2 separate regions of the Homo sapiens genome follow, and region 1 is linked to region 2. The links are chromatin loops, found by intact Hi-C in ENCODE. Cell type or tissue: Calu3. All regions are shown on one strand. Links, peaks and the distances in the headings refer to the core of each region. The heading gives the core; the rest is flanking DNA. Region 1 has its middle 27 kb from the start of ELAVL4. Region 2 overlaps AGBL4 (AGBL carboxypeptidase 4).

The links. Hi-C counts contacts between places; a loop is a spot of excess contacts. Peaks named below come from ENCODE experiments on the same cell type or tissue, not always from the same donor. Only the 100,000 strongest peaks of a DNase experiment are listed, where the experiment ranks them.
Region 1: a loop joins it to region 2, with 11 times the contacts of the local background. A loop is called at or near these places in 1 of 110 quality-filtered maps.

The regions. Positions count from the first base shown.
Region 1 is chr1:50,076,568-50,087,777 of GRCh38, reverse strand. It overlaps a transcript of ELAVL4 not described here. Among named protein-coding and RNA genes, the nearest start is that of ELAVL4, 27 kb to the left of the region's middle. In Calu3, for the core only: CTCF peaks have their summits at 6,398 and 6,674 (motif pointing right); a DNase peak (open chromatin) is centred at 6,667.
Region 2 is chr1:49,099,870-49,111,079 of GRCh38, reverse strand. All of the region lies in intron 4 of AGBL4 (AGBL carboxypeptidase 4), which reads left to right. Among named protein-coding and RNA genes, the nearest start is that of AGBL4-AS1, 150 kb to the left of the region's middle. In Calu3, for the core only: no CTCF peak of the experiment used is centred there; DNase peaks (open chromatin) are centred at 6,319 and 8,159.

The DNA.
Region 1 (11,210 bases), core at 1,697-9,696, 980 kb before region 2:
GTCCTTGCATGGTGGAGAGAAAGATCTCTCTCTTCCTCTTCTTATAAGGCCAACAATCCTATCAGACTAGGACCCTACCCTTATAACCTCATTTAACCTTAATTACCCCCTAGAAGCCTTATGTCCAAATACAGTCACATCAAGAGCTAGAGCTTCAATATGCAAATTTTGAAGACACAATTTAGTCCACAGCAAATTTCGTGTAGAAAATTCAGTGTCTACTTGAGGTGGTTACATTTTAGGTCACATCGCTAAGGTGAAATTTATAAAAATTAAAATATATTTATCTTCAATAGGTTATTTTAGCTAAGTTTAAAAAATTACAATCTAGAAGACATAGTCTGTTGTACATAGCCACAGTTGTAAACTATACACCTCTGAAGATTGTGAGAAAAGAGACAGTAGAAAGTACTAGAGTGGAAGACATGAACAGCAAGCATCTTTGCTCTGTCACTAATTAGCTCTGTCACCTTGGCTAAGTCCCTAGCCCTTTCTGTACCTCTCTGCTTCCTCATTATATTGGTTTAAAAAAGAAAATAAATTAATTTAAAATAAGCCATGTTTTAAAATTCCATTTCTGGTTGGCTGTTTTGGGGATCCATTCAGTACAGTGATTAGAAAAAGATTATCCTGCTCCAAGGGGGTTTTCACATGGAAAATAATAAATGATGAAGTAGATATCCTTGAACCATGGGTTCATTTTCTTTAGTTTTAAGCCCAAAAGATAATTGATTGACTCTCTAAGCCCACCCTCTTCCTCAGTACTGGCATTCTCCCTTTGGAAAAATAGATGGGAACAATGGGAATCTCTTCCTTTAGCTAAAGAACAGCAGAGGCCAAGGAGTGACTTGAGGGGCTCAGAATGAAGAACTGGCCTTGGATCTGCAGAGTCCCCGAGAGAATGCACTCACACTACAGCAGTACCTATTCCTTCCAGAATATAATACACAACCACCCCTCTCTGAAAAGCAAACAACAAAGAACACTAGCTCCAATCCAATTATCTGGGGGTGGAGGGTGCGGGGTGTGGAGGGTGCACCACTCCCAGGGTGGTAGGAGGCAAGGGTTGGAAAGCTCATAGCAAGAAGAGCTCTGAAAATATATCTCTTATATAGAATGCATGCTTCTGGGTTTAAAACATTAATTCCATTGCAGAGAGTCACTGAACAATTTCCCAAGGATTCCCAAGATCTCTTAAGCCATAAAAAGCATCCTTATTATATTAGTATGCTAAAGGGTTCCTCCGCATACTATTCCAGGAGGCAGAGCAGAGAGAGTATATATATATATATATATATATAAAAGCTGAATGGTTCCAAGGAACTAAACAAAGAAATACCTTTAAATCTTATCTAGTTATACCTTATTTTGAAATCTATTTTTTTCAAAGCCAAACTAGAAAAATTTCCCAATTTCAAGGAAAATGCTGTGGAACCAGGTATTTACATTTCATACAATTTCAACATTCCTTTATACAAGTAGAAAGGACCTTCTAAGCAAGACATGCTTATCAAACCATAAAATAACTAGGAAAAAAAAGTAACCCATTAGCCAATCTTGGACTCTTATAAGCTTAAAAGCAATTAACAAGGAAAAATATTGACGGAATGGCCTACATGTACATTTAAAACTTCAGGAAGTCTAAAACAGAAAAAGTTTCAGGGAAGACAAGCTGGAAAAATATTTACCAAAGATACAAAAAAAAAGATCACTGCTTTTACTACTTAAAGCACTCACATAAATGTATTACAAAACACAATACAGACTCAGACAAAACACATGAACAGTTACCCCAAATAGGACTTACAACTGGTGAACAAACATGTGGGAAAACATCTACCCTCACAACTAGTTTTAAAACTCATACATGAAAATAATGCTAAGGGGATATCTCTGCATCTATCTCCCCCTTCGCTGCCTCCCTAAGAAGGAGGCTTGCAGCTGTAAATACAGTCAGGTTCAAGAGCTTTATATTGGGTTAAAGTCTCAGAGGATAAAGTATTTACTATGCCATGCATTAAATATGATGAATTTTTAAAGCGATTGCTAATTAGATATCTGAATAAAAATGGTACCTCATCTGTCAAGGAGATAATATTGAAATGGCATTTGGACAGGTCTATGCCAGCAATGACAACGCAAATATGCTTTCTTTGCTCTGAATAGGTCCTTCCTTACTATTTGGATATAGATTTAGAGGAAAAGGAGCAAGGGGCAACTGTATTTTTAGACAATGGCTACCTCTAGGCCTAGCAAAATAAAGTTTTCAGAAGATCCTGCCCAGATTATGAAGGCTGAAAATAGAGCCAATCTGGGCACCTCTACTTGCCGCTCTTCTCTAGAACCCTTGGCCACAAGCCATCCTCCTACCTTGGCCTCCCAAAGTGCTGTGATTATAGGTGTACGCCATGGCACTGGCTACTGCTGTTCTCTGTATTACATTCTCTGTGTGACCTCAAAGGAAAAGGAGTCCAGGAAAGGATGTGTGTGTTCTTGGAACTCTGGCCAAATGTCAACTTTATATATCATCTCTTTAGCAAATGAAATTTACTGAGCACCTACAGTGTGCAGGCATGGTTTAAGTCACCTATCAAAATAGCTAAGACTTTAAAAACTGATGATGCTGGCAAGGATGCAGTGAAACTGGCACCCCCACACAGTGCTTATAGTTGTATACACTTTGGGATGCTGGGATGAAATTTTTGCAGTAATGTGAAGCAAGAGCCCTCAAAATGTTCCTACACTTTGATCTAGTTTGAACTTCTATGAAACTATCATAATGATAGAGAAAGTGTTTTATATAGAAAAATGTTCAATGCAGCATCATGTATAAGCCCATGTTAGGCCCAGACCTATAAAGGTGAAGGTGATACAATAACACAATAAAAAGGCAAATAAAATGAACTAATGGTAAGTTATAAGAAGTGCTATGAAGGAAATCCACCAAGTGCTAAGAAAGAAAACAGGACCTATGTGAGATAAGACTTTCAGGGAAAACCTATATATTGAAGCTGACACCTACCTAAAGGATGAGAAAAAACTAACCAATGAGCCATTAAGATCTAAGACAAGAGTGTTTGAGGCAGAGGAAATGGCCAGTGCAAAGGTCCCAAGGCAAGAACATTCTTGACTTGTTCCACGAACAGAAAAAAGGCCAATGTGACTGGAGTGTGGCATACAAGACAGAAGGGGGCAGGTATGAGATGAAGGCAGGGAGGGAGGCAGAGCCATATTATATAAGGAAAATGCTTATACCATTATGTGAAGGGTAAATGGGAGGGTCAAAACTGTGTTCACAGTATGATCTCAGCCATGAAAAAATATGCATAAAAAAAGACTTGGAGGAAACAATCTAGAATGTTAACAGTGGTTATGTGGGACAGTATAGGCTTTGGAACTAGGGGAAAACAGAATGTTGTAAACTAAGCAGGACAATTATTTAACCTTTCTAAGCTTAGTTACCAAATCTATAAAATTAGAATTATGTCACCTACCCTACAACAGAGTTGACACATGGTAAACATGCCTTATTTAAAGAACTTTAAAAAAATTACTACTATAATTACTCTTGGGTAAGAAGATCATGGATGATTTATCATCTTTATACTGTTTTATATGTTCCTAATTGTTAACACTGAACATGTGCTTCTTTCATAATCAGAAAAACACAAACTTGATTTTTAAAAATGTCCTGATGGCTAAAGAAAAATTAATTACGCTGTGTTAAGTCAAATGCCTTTCCACTGCAACAAATGTATTTCCATTGGCCTACTAGGCATTCAAGGCAGCTCTCAACAATGAGGGGAATGCAACATTTATGAGGGACCTTTTAACAATAAAGACTCAGCTATGCAAAATGCAGAAACTCACAATTAACTTGAAATACCAAACAAGTAGTTATTGACCTTTCAGGAGTGTCAACAATGCCACAGGTTCTTTACAAAATGCAAAATTAAGATACGTGGCTGCCCAGTGTGGTCCTAAAACAATCTTCAGAAACTTCTAAAAATTCACAGTAAGCATTCTTTTCCTTTCTATTTCAATACTGATTTTCAGATTTCTCAGAAAGTGGGAAAATAGCAGCTGTGCCCTGGAGAAATGCTTGATTTGCTAACTTACTTTTTTGAATATGGAGTTTTCTCCCCAAATTTTATGTTTAATGACAACAAAACTAACTAGTAGACCCAGAGAAGGCTGATGACCATTGGTATCCACCTGCAGGTAGTTAGATACATGCTCATCCAGTGAGAGAGGAAGGAGCTTTGAAGTCAGACATACCTGATTCAAGTTATAGTTCAACCTTAAAGACTCTAGATGACTTACATAGTACATAACCTCTTTAAGCTTCCAATTTCCTCACCTGTGAACTACTTTGATGAATTAGTAATAATGTACCTAAAAAGTCTTATAGAATGCCTGGTATCTGGCAGGTGTTCAAGAAATGGCAGTTGGGGGAGGCTGAGTTGGGAGGATCACTTGACATTGGGGGTTTGAGACAAGCCAGGACAACAAACCAATACCCAGTGTCTCAAAAAATAAAAAAAATAAAAAATATTAGTCAGGTAAAGTGTTGTGTGCTTGTATTCCCAGCTACTCAGGAGGATTACGTGGGAAGATCACTTGAGCCCAGGAGTTTGAGGCTACAGGGCATTATGATCATGCCAATGCACTCCAGCCTGAGTGAGAGTGAGACTCCATATCTTAAAAAAATGGCTGTTGGTATTATTCTCTAGGAGAGCTAAACTTCCTGGCCAATGCTTTTTCATCTTTCCCTATCAAAAAGGTCAAAATCCCAGGGTAATCCCCATTCTGAAAGGCTGGCTTTTCTGAAGTTCACATTGGTTCACTGGGTACAAGGCACAATGAAGGTTGGTTTGTAAATACAGGTGGGTAGGTACATAGGTACATAGTTAGGCAGACAGGTAGGTAGCTACAGAGAAAAGGAGGGAAGGAGGAAAGGAGACAGGAAAGAAAGTCTGTTCCATAGTTATAGATCAAATGCCTAATTCTTACTAGCAATCTCATGTATGGAAATGAAGACCATGTCTTTCAAGCCAAAAATCAAGGCATAAGTTCTAAAAAGAGTGCTCTAATGGAGACAATAGATGAGAATAGGTAAAATCATGACTTCTATAAAAAGTTGTCCTAGTCCAACTTACAGAATAGGAGAAAATTTTTGCAATCTATCCATCTGACAAAGGGCTAATACCCAGAATCTACAAAGAACTTAAACAAATTTACAAGAAAAAAACAAACAACCCCATTAAAAAGTGGGCAAAGGATATGAACAGACACTTCTCAAAAGAAGACATTTATGTGGCCAACAAACATATGAAAAAAGGCATCACTGGTCATTAGAGAAATACAAATCAAAACCACAATGAAATACCATCTCATGCCAGTTAGAATGGCGATCTTTAAAAAGTCAGGAAATAACAGATGCTGGAGAGGATGTGGAGAAATAGGAATGCTTTTACACTGATGGTAGGAGTGTAAATTAGTTCAACCACTGTGGAAGACAGTGTGGCAATTCCTCAAGGATCTGGAACCAGAAATACCATTTGACCCAGCAATCCCATTACTGGGTTTATATCCAAAGGATTATAAATCATTCCACTATAAAGACACATGCACATGTATGTTTATTGTGGCACTGTTCACAATAGTAAAGACTTGGAACCAACCCAAATGCCCATCAATGATAGACTGGATAAAGAAAATGTGGCACATATACACCATGGAATACTATGCAGTCATAAAAATGGACGAGTTCATGTCCTTTGCAGGGACATGAATGAAGCTGGAAGCCATCAGTCTCAGCAAACTAACACAGGAACAGAAAACCAAACACTGCATGTTCTCACTCATAAATGGGAGTTGAACAATGAGAACACATGGACACAGGGAGGGGAACATCACACACCAGGGCCTGTCAGGGGGTGGGGGTACTAGGGGAGGGGTAGCTTTAGGAGAAATACCTAATGTAGATGACGGGTTGATGGGTGCAGCAAACCACCATAGCACGTGTATACCTATGTAACAAACCTGCACATTCTGCACATGTATCCCAGAACTTAAAGTATAACAATAAAAAATTTTCAAAATAAAATAAGAAAGTTGCCCCAGTTGTAGAAAAGCATGTAAATGACTCTATAAAACCCATCCCCACTGCAAGATTCAAAAGGGCTACATCCATTAGCATCACCCTGGTGTGCTTATTAAAGGCAGATTCCTGGGCTCTAGCCCAGACACACTGAATCAGAATCTGGATGAATGGCTCAGAAATCAGCATTTTAACATAGGTCAGCAGATGATTCTTAGGCATGGCATGAGCCTAGGGGAAATGGAACTTAAAGTGCTAGTGAAAGCTAGTGTGCATCTAGCACTTCATCCACCAGAGACCGCTCTTAATCACATGTGGCCTGTCTCCATGTGCTGTTCATAACCTTCACTCTGGGTATTCTGTATTCTTGAAGAACCATCTGATTTACCAGAGACAAACTGAATTCAGTTTGGGGCATGCCTTGCCACATTCAAATTTTAAAAATATGTAATTATATGCATATGGCAGCTTGACTAACCAGTACAACAGACAGTACAGAAAACTGCTCTCTCAATTAAGGTTTATGATGATTTTATGGACTTGCCATCTTTGGGCTATTTTGGCACCTCCACAAGAGGGCAGTCAGGGGAAAGTTTTCCTTTTGTCAGAAAGCCTACCTTTAGAAGCTCTTCTAATCCTTGAATCAAAAGATTCTGGTTCTTCTTAAAGCCAAGAACAAAATGAAATATCAGATATATTAAGTCACACTTTTAGAGATACATATAACCGAGTATCGACTCTGCAAGATGAAAGTTTTAAGTACAAAGGCTTTGCATATAACTTCTCCCATTCTCTCTCTACCCTGATCTTCTCACCCCTCCAACTAGTCCACGAATTTATTTCCTTCCATCCTGCAGCTCACTGTCTTGGAGGAAAGGCAGCACAGAACAGCAAGTGTCATTGTGGGGAAGCCAGGGAAGGCTGTCCAGTGGAGGTAACATCTGAACTGAGACCTGAAGGATGCATAAGCAATGAGAAAGCTTTCTGCAGAAAGGAAACGACATGCCCAAAGACACAGCAGCATAAAAATTCTGGCATATTTAGGGAACATAAGAGCTTTGCTAAGACTTTAGATTTTCTGATGGAGATGTCAGGGAGCTACAGAAGATATTTCATCAGGGAAATGACACAATGAGATTTGTGAGTTAGAAATATATACACATATATATTTGAGAGAAATCAAATGATGATGGAATTCAGAGAATGATTGCCTGACCACATCAGTATGTGTGTGAGTGTGTGTGTGTGTGTGTGTGTGAAATCAACAACATATTACACCTTTGAACTCCCATACACAGTTCTTTTCTATAAGCAGCTAGTCCCTGGAATTGACTCATAGTTGCTCAATATTCTTGATCTTTAGAACATTCATTTTTCCTGTTGTCAGCTTCTGCTAAGATATTCTGACGTCTGAGCCTTACAAGCCTATCCAGGATCAGTACAAAGTTGGGAATGCTAGTGCCAGTACTGATTTACATTTAGTTAACTTCATTGATGGGAATTGTTAATGTTAGCAATGTTTAAAGACCGCACTTAAACTTTCTCTGAGACTGTATGGAATATAAAGTCTGAAGATAGATAGACAGTCAAGAAAGTGCTTCCAGCTGTTCTAACCATCCCAGATTAAGGTCAGAGTTCAGAACAGTCATTTCAGTGGAAAGGAAATCAAATCAAACCAACCCTAGAGGTTTTAAAATAGGATGGCATACGCACGTTTAAGATGAGCTTAATAACAAAAGAGAGAGGGAGAAGGGTGTCTTTGGGAAGTGAGAAGAATAAAACAAGGGTGTATACTAACTGCATGAGTTTTATTGAGAAGCTGCTCTAAAAACACAGAATCAACTCAGTTGAAGAAGTATTTACCCAGCCCCAGTAATATTACTTTTAACATTAACAACAACTAAAACCTTAAGTTTAACACCTTACAGTATGCTTTTACATGTATCAACCTTCCTGTGAAGTTGTTACTTGAGTAACTGGGTTAACCAACTTGGTTTCTTGGGTTACTGGGAGGCTGTGATGCCTTCCAAGTCCTCCTCTGAAACAGAATAACTTTAGTTTAGACAACCCTCAACTGTCAACTCTCTTTGAAACTGCCTTGACTGAGAGAATTGTCTTTCCCAAGGTCATGCCCCCTTCTTGAGGTGTCCACATCCAGTGAGTGATCAACATAGGGTATAAAGACCTGACACCCTCACCCTGACTCAGGACTATTTTGAAAGGCTATCTTAGCTTCAGAGCTTCTCATGGAAGGGGCTGAGGCCTTCATTAAAAATGTACTGTAACCTCTCTTCTCCCTTTGCCTGATCCTGCTTCCTTCCCTTCTCTTCCCCTGTGATGATCCCAAGAACGCTCCCTAATAAATCTCCTACATGCTAGTCTACATCAGAATCTACTTCCTGGGGAATACAACTTGTGACAGTTATTATCCCAGTTTTAAAGATGGAGAGCTAGGTGTAGTGGCACACACCTGTAGCTCTGGCTACTTGGGAGGCTGAGGCAGGAGGATCTCTTGGGCCCAGGAGTTCGAGACCAGTCTGGGCAACAAAGCAAGACCCCATCTAAAAAATAATAATAAATAATTACAAATTAAAAGTTGCAGAAACTGAACATCTTAGATGGCAAATGAATCACCCAGACTTCATCACTTGATGAGAGATGGATAATAACTAGAACTCAGATCCAGCAGATGGTATTTAATGGATGGTACTCAATGGAAACTCAAACAGGTAGGAGATGGAAAAATGAATATGGGTCTAACCCTTCTGAGCTCACAATGGAAGGAGCATCACAAACATAAACAGCCATAACCTGCATGGCCACCAACAGACGCACATGTGATAGGCACGGGAATGGAGAAGAGAGGGTGGTGTCAGCAGGATGTGGGATTTGCACAGGGAGAGCACAGAAGACATTCCAGGGAGACTGCAAGCACCACAGGCACCTTTCCTCTTTCACTTGCTCTACCTCTGCCACAGATCAGTGAGAGATCGTATCCTCAAAGGGGTTAGAGATGACAGACAGTAGGACGAACTGAATGTTCCAGTTCCACTCACCTAGGAACCTTGAGACCATCCAAATAGCCCTACTGGCTTTGGAGTCAGACCTCTGTTCCCTTTGTTCAGTCCCAGTTTCCCCTGGTACTGACTACCTTGTAAGTGAGCTTCGAATTTGACATCTGTAAAATGGGCCACTCTGCTAGCACAATTGTTAAGGGAAGTACTTGTGAAACACTCATTACAGTTTGGCAGACGGCAACCTGAGGGTAAAAAAAAAATGAGTTTTAGGTGGCCCAAGTAGTGTTTTGGAAATTCCTGGATTTTAATGCCTTCAAGTTAAGAGGACACTCCCTAGTTCTCCACTCACTTCCCCCACTCCATATTGACCTATTATTTATCGCTTCACACACTGATATTACCTGACTGGTGCCTGAAGGCATGAGAGTTTGCTCTCTGTGTAATCACTGTCGTCATCACCACCACTACTACTGCAATATATTCACATAGATATATAAACACACAAATACTATATACACACACACACACACACACACACACACACACACACAAGGTATATATTTGTATACTAAATGCCAGGCTCTGTCCTAAGCACTTTGCAATTATCCCATTTCAGAGAAGAGGAAACAGGGACAGAGAAGTTAGTAACTTGCTCCCAAGGTCATGTAGGCTAGTGACAGAGCTGGGATTGAAACCATGGAAGTCTGGCTCCAGAGACTGTGCTCCTCTTCACCATGTCTTAATGCAGGGAATCTGTGTGCAGCAACAATTGTAGACATGGACTCTCTAACGGGTAAACAGAGGGATAAAGTTATTGAGAGAATTAAATGAGATAATGCTAGTAAGACCAAATAATAATTGGGATATGGGAAGCACTGGATAAAATTAAGCTATTATCATTAAAGTAACCTTTTCTCTTTGAATCAATAGTGATACTTCCTTTCATGTGTACAGTATTTTAAAACTTAACAGCATTTCACAGCAAGCAGGGTAAGTATGATAGTTAATTTATGTATCAACTTGACTGGGTCACAGGGTGACCAGATATTTGGTCAAATATTATTTAGATATGTCTGTGAGGTGTTTTAAATGAGATTAACATTTGGCTCAGTAGACTGAATAAAGTCATTTGCCCTCCCTAGACGGAAAAAAGTCATTTGCCCTCCCTAATTTGGGTGGGCCTCATCCAATCAGTTGAAGGCCTGAATAGAACAAAATGGCCAACCCTCCCTCAAGTAAGAGGGAACTCCTCCTGCCTGACTGTCTTAAGGTGAGACTTCAATTCTTTCCTGCTATTGAACACAGACTGAAACATTGGCTCTTTCCAGGCTTAAGCCTGCCAGCATCTGTACTAAAACTATACCATCAATTGTCTTGGGTCTCCATCTTGCTGACTACAGATTTTGGGATTTGTGACCCTCTGCAATCATGTGAGCCAATTCCCTATATGTCTCCCCTACACCTAATACATATACACATGTATCTACTTATATACATGTATCTAACATGGGATAGAACTGGGTCTGGGAGGTGAATCTGGAGGCTTTAGTCTTCTTTAGGAAAGAGGATAAGCTGTGCAGTATAGGGTCATGTATCTAACATATATGTATGAGAGAGAGAGAGAGAGAGAGAGAAACATCCCATTTACTTTGTTTCTCTGGAGATTTTTGACAAATATAATAGGAAGTACCCTTAGCTTTCCCCTCTCACAGATGAAGAGCTGAGGCTTAGAGAAGTTGAGTGACTTGCACAGGTTACAACTCATCTCCTTGTCTTTCATCACCAGGACTTTCTAAGTCCTGCTGATTGTACTTTAATTCACTCAATAAATGCTTATCAAGCAACTATTATGGTTCAGGCATTATACCCCTAAATAATCGTCAAATATTTCCCCTCCCCCTCTCTCTTTCTTCCCATTCTCCCTGGCCTTACAGAACACAGCTTATCCTCTTTCTTGCATAGGACTAAAGGCTCCAGACTCACTTCCCAGGCCCAGGTCTATCTCATGTCAGACATTTCCTTACACATTTTTGCCTCCAGGACCCTTGGAATATGCAAGCCTGCTCACACTACAGTAGTTCCCTCTTCTC
Region 2 (11,210 bases), core at 2,057-10,056:
TGAAGTTAGAGAGAGACGCAGGGCTAAAGTCAGATAGGTCTTGAAATCTACATTAGAAGACATTGAAGACTTTTTTGGGGGGAGGAGGCTTACATTTATCCAAATTGATATGCTTTTTAAAAAATACATTGGCTTCTATGGAGATCACACCCTGGGAAATTTCCATCGTTTGAGGTTGGACAGAAGAGAAGAGGCCCACATAAAAATCAGAAAATAAATGGCCAGAGGTAGGAGGAAAATCAAGAGTAGACTGAATTGAATTGTCACTGAAGAATAAGCATATGCATATGCAGAAGTTTGACCAAGAAGAGGAGCAGAGAAATGGGCAGCAGCTGATGGTGGATGGAGTGTTGAGTCACGGGGTCAAGGTTGTTTGCTAATAGTAATGATCCAGGGAGACAGCAGTACCGACAATTCAGAAAAAGTGGGAGATAACTAAGAGTACAGTCCTTGAGCAAGTGAGAGGCAGGGGATCCAGGGGACATGCAAAAGGCCTTTGTTAAGAAGGACACCTTTATCCATGCTAACAGGATTATAGAAAGACATAGGCATGTTTCTAACTTTGGCTGAGGGAATAAGAGGATGCTCCTACCCTCTAAGAATGGTGGTAAGGGAAAAAGAATAATGGTTTTCAATAAATAGAAGAAGGTCTGAACTTTTTTTAGAGAAAAAAATGAGAAACCTACTTACCATGATAGCCCTGTATAATTGTTTCAGTGATAACAGTTGTGTGCAGACTGATATAATGAATGTAAATTGTAATCCTTCTACTTAGATATGTGATTTTCTCATTATTTGGGGCCTGGATAAGGTAGGTGGAAGAATTCATTCTGGGTTTGAGTTTTGCCACATGAGAAAAACATGGCTAGAGGCAAAGGAATTGAAAGTGTTTGTGAGGAAATAATTATAAATGTGGACATTGAAGGGAGGAGAAAACAGGAAGGGGACTGATGGCTATCAAGTAATAAGATCAATGGATTAGATTTCAAATAGTTATTGTAGTGTAAATGCCAATGCAAATTAGTTTGAAAGTTGCACTTGGAGAACACAATATGGACATCTGAGATTGTAGACAGGGTAGAATGTGTGTGTTGATGGGGGAGAGATGAGGTGACGGGAGCTGAAATGGAGTGAGAAAAAAGATAATTGGAGTTTTTTTTATTATTCATTCAGAAAGTACTTATTGATGGCTTATTGTGAGCCAGGCATTGTTCTATTTGCTAAAAACATAGTATTGGGGTTAAAATCTGTGATGTTGGATGATGCATGAATATAGAAGTCAGTAAGAAAAATGAAAGTGGACGGGGAAAGGTGGAATCAGTGAGGCAAAAATGAAAGCTGTTGGTAGGTAAATTAAGATTAGTCAATCTAGTGATTCACCAGAGTTTAAGCCATGGTATTGCTGGCACCTAGAAAATACTATTCACAACAACAATAAAATTAACAATAGTAAAAAATACTCTAATAATGCTTGTTATGTGCCAAGCACTCTACTAAATACTAACATATATTAATTCATTTTACTTGCAAAACTACTCTGTGAGGTGGGCAGTATTACATTATTCTGAGTGGACACTGGGAGGAAGGAAGGACGGAGAAGGTGAGAGATTGGATTAGATTAAGGGATGGCCCCACCCAGGTGGAGAGTAATAGTCAGGTCAAGATAGATGCCAGAGGGATTTTGAGATTCTAGCAGGGACTGAGGGAAATTCAAAGGTCAAGTTTGGTGAGAAGAGCCCTAACAGCCTTCCAGTTGAGGCAGACAGTGCACTCCAGTGCTAGATTCACTGGGTGGGTGATGGCTTCCACAGTAGCTGTTCCCTCAGAGAGCAGAAGGGGTGTAGCTAAGATGACTGGGGAAACCTTCTCCCCAATCCAGGGAAGTAAAAGGTGATGCTACCGAGGAGAGAAGATGAATTCCTATCTGTCCCCAGCTGCTGCTATTACACTTAGAGCAGTTCTGCTTTCAGTTGCTTAAGGTTATAGGGCTTTAGGTAAAGTTTTTTGAAAAAGGAGGTTGTGCTTAAAAGTTATAATAGAATGTTTGAAAAACCCATGTCTAGAGGATCATTTGATCCAACCCCCTCATTTTTCAGGTAGGTAACTGGATGAAGGGCCCAGAGAAGGGGTGGAACTTGCTGAAGGTCACACAGTGAGTTCATGGCAGAACTGAGGGCGTTCTCCTGTCTGCAGTTTAGTGCACTTTGCCATACCTACTGGACCCAGATTTAGGGCCTTAACAAATGCTGTAGGGTGAAGAGTGGAGCAAACCTCTGTCCGGCTGTCACCCCTTCTCTGTCTCTGGCCTATCTCCTGCTGGCAGGTGGCACATGGGGTTTTAAAAAATTCATGTTATGTTAATTATGCCATAACCCCTGTCTCTGCTGACTGTATTCTATTAAGAAATCATTCACTATTTTGTCAATAACACTGAACGTTCTCCCCTGACAGTGCAAAGAGATGAGGCCTCCCAGCATGCTTTGCTCACTCTGATGGCAGTATGAGGCCTTGTACTTCCAGAACCATTACTTGCAGAAAGTAGTTTCTATGATGGCTTGGAGACTCTAGATACAGTTTTGTTCATTTGGTTTGCAATCACCAGAAAAGCTCCTGTGCTCTCATTAAACAGAGATTCCCCCACCTTTCCCTTCTCCTTACCTGCTTTTCTTTTTTCTACTTTATTTTATTCTTGTTTAAACTGTACCAAAACTTCCTATTATTTAAATTCTGGTGTCCCAGAAGGGAAGAATAGGGATTTTCCTGTTTTATTCGCTGGTGTATCCCAGGTATCTAGAATAGTGGCTAACACATAATGGATGGCTAATTAATATTTGTTGAATGAGTGGATACATGAACAAAAGAATTCATAGGTAACAACAGGATGAATATATACGAACATTCTGATATCAGAGAAGTAGCTATGGAATGGCCTGTCTGCCCCAACGTTCTTACAGTGCAGAGGGTTGAAAGTGAAGATCCCTGGTAGCAATCCTGGCTGGACTAAGGATCTGAAGCAGAAAGAGAGATAACTTGCCAAGGTCACTTGTCCAAATAGGCTCTGTAAATTAGATGTCACCTGAAGTGGGTTTTTAGGTTTATTTGTCAAAGATTCAAGTAAAATTAGCACAAAGCCCCCACCCTATGGGTACTGGGAGCTCTATATCCCTTCCAATCTCTCCCAGAGGTTTCTGTGGGTTGGGGTAAATTTTTGTATTCTGAATATTATTGGCTCATAGCTCCCTGTATTAGGTCAGTTTATTGATCATCCCCCTATCCTGCATATGATGTTCTTATTGACCCAGGCAAGGAATTCAACCCTTCTCTTGGATACATGTAAATATTGTCTCTCTCTCTCTCTCTCTCTCTCTCTCTCTCTCTCTCTCTCACACACACACACACACACACATACACATATTCATACATGCCCACAGGCATATATACACACAGACAATTAATCCACTATATGAAGTCTTTATGTGTAGAACAGACTTTCCTGAAGATTTGGGGAGATGGAAGGACTTTATGTTACAGCAATGCAAACAACATTAAACTTTAATTTTAGTCACACCTGCTCTTAAGACATCTTTAACCATTTATATTATTTTGGGCTTCATCTTCTCCATATCCTAATCCTTGTACAGATACTCCTAACTTCTCTGCTTAAAAATGATGTTACATCCCCATAAACCTATTGTAAGTTGAAAATATTACATTGAAAATACATTTAATATATCTAACCTACCAAACATTATAACTTAGCCTTGCCTACCTTAAATGTGCCTACAGTTGGGCAAAATCATCTAACTCAAAGCCTATTTTATACTAAAGTTTTGAATATCTCATGTAATTTATTAAATACAGTACTGAAAGTAAAAATATAGAATGGCTATATGAGTACTAATTATTGAAGTACACAGCTGAAGACCATCAGTTCGATTCATCATAAATTGAAGACTGTCTGTATATATTTTAATTCATTTCTCCCACTTTCCTTTCTTCTCTGCTTGTTCCATCTATAAATTCCTGTTTATTTCTTATGAACTACAGAAACTTCACCTTTTGTTTCTTTGTCAGTTGAACCTCATGATCTTAGGATTTCATTTTCTATCCCCAAGTAGCTTATCATAGTATTTTTCCAAAAAAGGGAAGTTCCCTTTTCAAGAAAAAGTAGTGTTAACCATTACAAGATAATTTTCTACCCCACTTTTGCTAGTAAAGTTGTTCTTGGTTATAAATAAAAGAGAACAACAAAATGAGACAATAATATTGGAAGGATATTAAGGTCTTTCATAGAATTTAAAGGATAGTTGAGGAACAAAGCCTTGGGTAAATCCTTCAGGCACTCCTTGGGGAACCTTAGCAGTAGAAATTCATGGAATGCCTACTCAGATATTAACATGAATATGACTCAGTGTCAACAAAACTAGTCTTGTCTCTCCATTTCCAGTTCTAAATTTCTCAGAGAAGGAATGGGTCCTTGCTTAGGTCAGATATTGACTTATGGTTCAGTGAACTATGCCTAGGGCAGGATCATATTGGACAGACACAGCCATGTGCCTACCTCTGGTCACTAGGCCCATTTCCAAGGAATGCAGAATCACTGGGAATTCAGTAGCCATCCAAGCAGTATCTTCCACACTGCTTCTCTTAGGACAAACATATGATAACACCCTTCACTGAAATTCAAAATGAACATACTCAGAAGTTGGCCCTGGGTCCTGGTATACAAAGACAAATAAAAATGTGTATTATTGAACTCAGTGTTGTTTCTGCTGATGATTGGAGTGACAAGCATATGTGAGGTATGTATGTGTGATTTAAGCAAGGTAAAACCCTTTTGGTAAAGGCAGTATCAAGAGAGAATTAACTAGAAACATTCACTGCCCGTTATGGATATATCTGGAATGTGGTGTAGTTCTCTAGTCTTTCAGAATTGCTTTGAGAACAACCAGCCAGCACTGGGGTCCGTCACCAAAGAAAGAGATATTTTGAATCTACTGTGGTTAGGTAAACTGAACTCCTAGATAAGGCTGTAAAAGATATGTTTTCAAGTTACATTAACCTTGTCTCACTTAAGAAATGATATTAGCTCCTTCTTCCATTTTAAAGGGGTTTTTATGTTCCTTTGTCCTTTCTATAAAAAGAGTTTAGTCAGTACTTCTAATTTTGCCCTTGGAGTTAATCAAGAGATGAAAAAGAATGTAGTAGCAATTGGATTATCATCAAAAAAAGGAACATTTATTGAGAATTTATTGTGTCAGACACTGTGCTAAGAGTTTTCCATACATTTGCACATTTTATCCTCAGATTAATTCTATGAATTAGGTACTCTTATGAGGTAGCTATTCTTATTACTTCATTTTGCAGATAAGGGGACTGAAGCTCAGCGAGATTGAGGAACATTCTCATGTTACACAGCTACTATGTCACACAGCTACTGAGTTACACAGAATGCAGACACAGGTCCCACTTACTCTAAAGCTTGCACTCATTAATATTATGCTTAGATGCTCCCATATTTTTTCCTGAAGAATAATGCAAAGTGGATGGTATTGGGACCAGGATATCAGCATTTCCTTATTCCGGTCCTAACTCTCTCCACTAGCTCACTGTGTAATGTTAGGTACGCTGTCTCTTCTCTCTGTAACACACTTTCCCCAGCTGTAACAGGTGGGGCATGGACAGATCTCTAAGAACCCTTCCAAGTAACAGTTCTATGATCCTACAGGCTCTCAGAGACCTCTTAAATAATCCCTGTGTCCTGTTGTTTCTTGCTGTTCGCAAACATTGTGCTTGAGAGAGCTTCTTGGGTCTGGTTCTTGGGAACATAATTCTACAGTTCCGTTTCACTGCGCCCTCTCTATCCAGGGAAAGTCTGCAAAAGCCATGCCTGTCCTCCCACCTGGCAGCACTTGCTTACATTAAGCCATTCAGTGCTTAGTAGAGAGCTATACTCTTAATGTCAATGCCTAAAATAAATAAATAAATGCATAATGTCTGCTGTGAGTCTGGTATAATGCATTCCACTTAAAATAACAAATGCATATCAGCAAAATATTTAGTACTGGTTTGAAACAGAAGGTTTAGGCTAGAGATTGAAATTCAGATTGCTGTTAGCCCATTTTTCGTGTAAGAAATGTGATATCTCCCAGCTCTAGGAGGATTCTTGTGTGGGAGGAAAGAAGAATTGGTAAACAGGGCAGTCTGTGGTGCCTTTTCTATGCAAATAATAAAATAATCTCAGCCATATTTAGAGGTGAATATTTGGTCACTTCAAAACTATAAAAACTGTTCTCAGACCTATAGTGCCTCCTGGAGCCCGTTCATGCCTAGAGTGATGTATTATAGGAGAGGGCATTTGGAGTTCTGAGCTTTCTTTCCATGGCTTGGATTTGGGCTGAGTGCATGAGAGGCAACAGAACTACACTAGAAAGAGCCCTTGAACTTGGATTCAGACGAATTTAGTAGAATCCCAGATCTGCCAAGGTTAAGCTCTGTAACCTTGGGAAAATTACTTGAATTATCTGATCTCCCCTTCTTCCATGGTAAAATGGAAATAAGTAATCCAAGAAGTTAGTGTCAATATTAAATGAAGGGGAAAGGAGAATAAATATTAAAGCATCTTCTACATCCTCGTGCTTTTGTCCGCTTTTCTAATCTCTGAAAAAAAATAATTGTACCTGCTTCTCTATTTAATGTATGATAATGTTCATTCCTTTTATAAAAATGAAACATATCCTTCCCTCAAGGAGATTCAGTCAACTGTGGGATTCACATACATTACTATAAAATTAAAATGTGACTTAAAATGCCATAATCCAGGTACAGGGTGATATGGAGACACAAAGGAATGAACATTAAATTCTATCATGAGGACTCAGAAATGCCTCCCAGAGGAGGAACCATTTGAGGTTAGCCTTGAAGAATAAGAACTATTTAGCAGGTGAAGAAGGAGGAAGAAGAAGCTTAAGTCAGAGAGGTTGGCGAGATCAGGATGAGCCATGGTTTGGAGGTGTGCTAGTGCATAGCATGTTCCTAACCTGGTAAGGAACCTCCAAATAGGCTGAACATGAGTCGGTGGAATGGCGAGTGCACAGATTAGTTTGGGACCCAATCACTAAGGGATTTGAATGTGAAAATCAGAATGTTTTGTGGAAGTAATAAAGAGTCGACACAATTTTGTTTCACTGGAAAGGGGGGATTATGATGAATATGCATGATACATAGATGAAAGAGATTTTGGGGTCTGGAGATCAGAAGTCAGAAGGATATCAGTCAAACAGAACATGTTTTTCTAGATGACCATTAGCAAGTAGCTTAAAGTCTCTGTATCCAAATTTCCCTAGGTTTTGAAGTGGATTGTGTAGAATCTTCTTAGTAACACAAGTACCAGTTACCTATTCCATAAGGATTTGGAGGGAGCAGCCTAGGGGAAGAGACTTCTGCTAGGAAATGAACAGAGAGATGTGAGATTAGGAGCAGGGAATAGAGAAGTCAGAAGCTTGACTCTTCAAAGGCGAATCCAGCGTGTCATAGAACTTCAGCCTGTGTGACTGTGGGCAGTCTCATGTGCATTTGGGGCTGCAGTTTCCCCTTCTGCACAGTTGTATCAGGTGTTTTTCTTAGGTCTTTGACAGCTTTAACATTCTAAATTTTCACTTTTCAAAACTGTTCTCAAGCCTTTACTTATAGGCGCCCTGTTCATAATCTAATCCTTTAGCCTGGGCTTCAGTCTAACCTTTGACCCTCTGACCTCTCTGGAAATGTTCGCAGGACTGTGCTTGCATCATCTTGAGAGTCCTGGGTTAAGGGACCTGTCTCAGCTTTGCAAAAATATTGCTATAAGCAGGAAGACAAAAATAATAAGCCTCTAACAGTAGACTCTAATCCCAAATTCTCAATCTGGGGTCCCAAAGACAGAAACTATTGGGTAAGCACTAACAGGGGCTGAAAATGCTGAGGGAGATTGGCTTTTACTGTGTGAGCAGGAAGTCTGTACCAGGGAAGTGGTTTATGCATTCTTAAGCTGAGCTATGTAGAAATTTATATCAGACATGAATATGTGAGAACTGCTAACCACAGATGCCTCATAACAGAATAGGAATCTGAATCATGAGTCAGTGGACAGGACCCTAGGCCTAGAATGGGCCTCAGAAAAATCTCTCTTTGTCCTTCAGCATCTTAGTGGTGGGTTTGTGGCTGGCATGAGATTGAAGTGAGAACAAGTGATAGTGGAACCAGGAAATGGCCTTGGAGTCAAGAGACCCAAGTTCAAACACCAATGCAAATGTATATGCTATATATGGCTTGTCACAACTCAGTTAACCTTTCTAAGCCTAGATTTTCAATGGATATTATACTGCTATCTACTTCACAGGGGTGTTATGAGGCTGACTTTTCAAAATGGATTCATTTATTTATTCATTAGACTGATTCAACAGATACTAAGATCCTATTATGTGTCAATAACTATACTCACATTAGAGATACATGAAGTCTAACACTGTAAAATTGTAACATCAAATCTTATGTTAATATTTTATAATAGTGAGTCCAGAAATTTTACTCATAGGACACAGACAAAATATGGTATTTTCCTCTCTGTAAAACAGCTCTGGTCTTCCTCAGGAGTCCCCACGTGCTGGGAAGCTTGAAAATAAATAACAATAACAAAACTTTTATTTCAAACCAGTAAACTTGGTCCTGTGCCATAACTAAACCACCCCTTTATACTGATATATTGCTCTTTAGGTAAAATTGCCTGATCTCTCGGATTTTTACTTCCCCTCCCTGCCTCCTCCTCCACTCTAAAATAGTGTCTGATAGTACTGACCTTGTGAGAAGAAGGCGGCCATGGGAATTTTGGATCCACAAGATAGTCTCTGGATTCTCTTTGATCTTAGCTATGGAATGGCTGATCTGGGTTGTTCCTCAGATAGGAGACCAATGAGGTGTCCAAGCTCTGTGTTTGGCCGTCTAAGGGTATCTGCTGCTAAAACCTACTGCTGGTGCTGTGTCTCCCTTCTCTGTCTCTCTCTCTCTCTCTCTATCTCTCTCCCTCTCTCAGTTGATCATGGCCTAGAAGTCCTTTCTGGTGTCATATTTTCTCTTGTCTATGATCTATATCAGATAGTCTCTCCTTTGACATGAGGACTTCTCACTAGTAAGCTCCCAGCCAGATTCTCAGCTAACTTCTGTGTCCTCTCACGGGGGAACATAGTACTTCCTAATTTTTGTTCATATCCCACAGGAATCAATTTGCTATGGGGCAGCCTAGAGGCAGTCTGTTTTATAACCCCTAGATTGAAAATGGAACAGAACACCCTCTGAACTCTATTTGTCTCATACTTTTCTGGATGTTTTTAAAATATCACACCTCAAACACAGACACAAATCAATACACACACACTTATGCATGTGCCACCCACCCACACCCCTACTAAATTTCACACTGTCAAAGAGTAAGGATTTAAACACAGATCCCTCTGACTCCAGAATTCATGCTGTTAGTCATTATTCTGTATAGAGTATTCTTATTTAGAACCATGTATTAGGTTCACATATATAGATGTTTAGAACTAAAACATTCTTTAGGCCAGGCATGGTAGCTCATGCCTGTAATCCCAGCACTTTGGGAGGCCAATCAGGCGGATCACTTGAGGTCAGGAGTTCCAGACCAGCCTAGCCAACATGGCGAAACCTTGCCTCTATTAAAAATACAAAAAATTAGCTGGGGATGCTGCCACGCACCTGTAATTCAGCTCCTCAGGAGGCTGAGACACAAGAATAGATTGAACCTGGGAGGCGGAGGTTGCAGTGAGCCAAGATCATACCACTGCACTGCAGCCTGGGTGATGGAGTGAAACTCTGTCTCAATTAAAAAAAAAAAAAGAATAAAAAGTTCCTTAGAAGTCATTCATTTCACTCTTCATTTGAAACATGAGAAAAAACTGAGACCCGTAGATGGATGATTCACACAAGGTCACAGAACCTGTAGGTCTGAGTCTTCTTTCAGCTGGGACTTGAGTGTCTCATACACATAAGAAACTCTGCCCTGGAACCCAGGCTCATTGAGTTGTCCTTTCCTCCTAGACATTAATTTGGACTTGAATGTCCGCCCTACCATTTACTGATTAAATCACCTTACTGAAGTCTTATAAGCCTCAGCATCCTTATCTGCAGCATGGTGAAATATAGCATCTTAACTTGGAGTTACTAGAAAGAAAGGAGATAAATTATGTAAAATGCCTAGCACAGAGTAGGAACGTAATATAATAATAGTAGTTTTCTTCTTTCCCAATTCCTTGGTGTTACTTCCTGGAGCCCTCTTAGCTGCTGGTTTTAAAACTGTTTCTGCTATGTTAGTTGAGCCCTGCCTGACCCTGTGAACATTGCCCGACTCCCTAGACTCAGGCATTGCCAACTTGGACTTACAATCTCTGGCCTAGGCATGCAGCCTTCAGGATCCTTGCTGCCTGACTTGACTTCTACCCCGACATATGTTCACCTGTTCCTCTCCACTAGCTATCCAGTCTTACCAGAACTTCATGCCTCTTATGCATTGCCAGTCCGGATTTGGTGATCTTGAGATCTGTGGTGGACACAATGATGCACCATCCAGATTCTCCTTTGAAGACGACATATTGCCCCAGTTCCTGGGAGTGTACTCGGCAGACAGCCTTCAGCTGTAAGCCTCTTCAGGGATTGCTTCATATACGGAGAGGTACACAGCCAATGTTGTGTTCCTTCCTAAGGACTCTACATCCAACGGCTGATTCATATAGGAAGGAGTATAAAGGCCTGGTTATCTCGGCCCAACTTAGGACAGCTCTGAAAAGCCATTCTAGCTCCAGAGCTCCCTAAGGGTGTAACAAGGGTACCCTTAGTTTTGCATCACAGTTTACTTTTTCCTTCATCAACTCCTACTTCTTTCTCCTCCTTCAGCAGGTTTGAACCCAGGAGTGTTCCTTAAACATCCTGAGTGCTAATTTCCTCTTCAGTTTTTGCTTCATGGAGAATCTGACCTGCTGCAAGCTCCCTCAAGTTGTACCCAGTTCCTAACACTGTTAGTACTGACCTTGACTGACAGACCCTGGACTGTTCCTGCCCACACCCTAGAATGAGAGAGAGAGAAAAAGAGAATGAATGCTTGTGTGCATATATTAAAGAGACAGACAGAAATTTGCTGTTCTGTTATAGAAGAAGCCAAA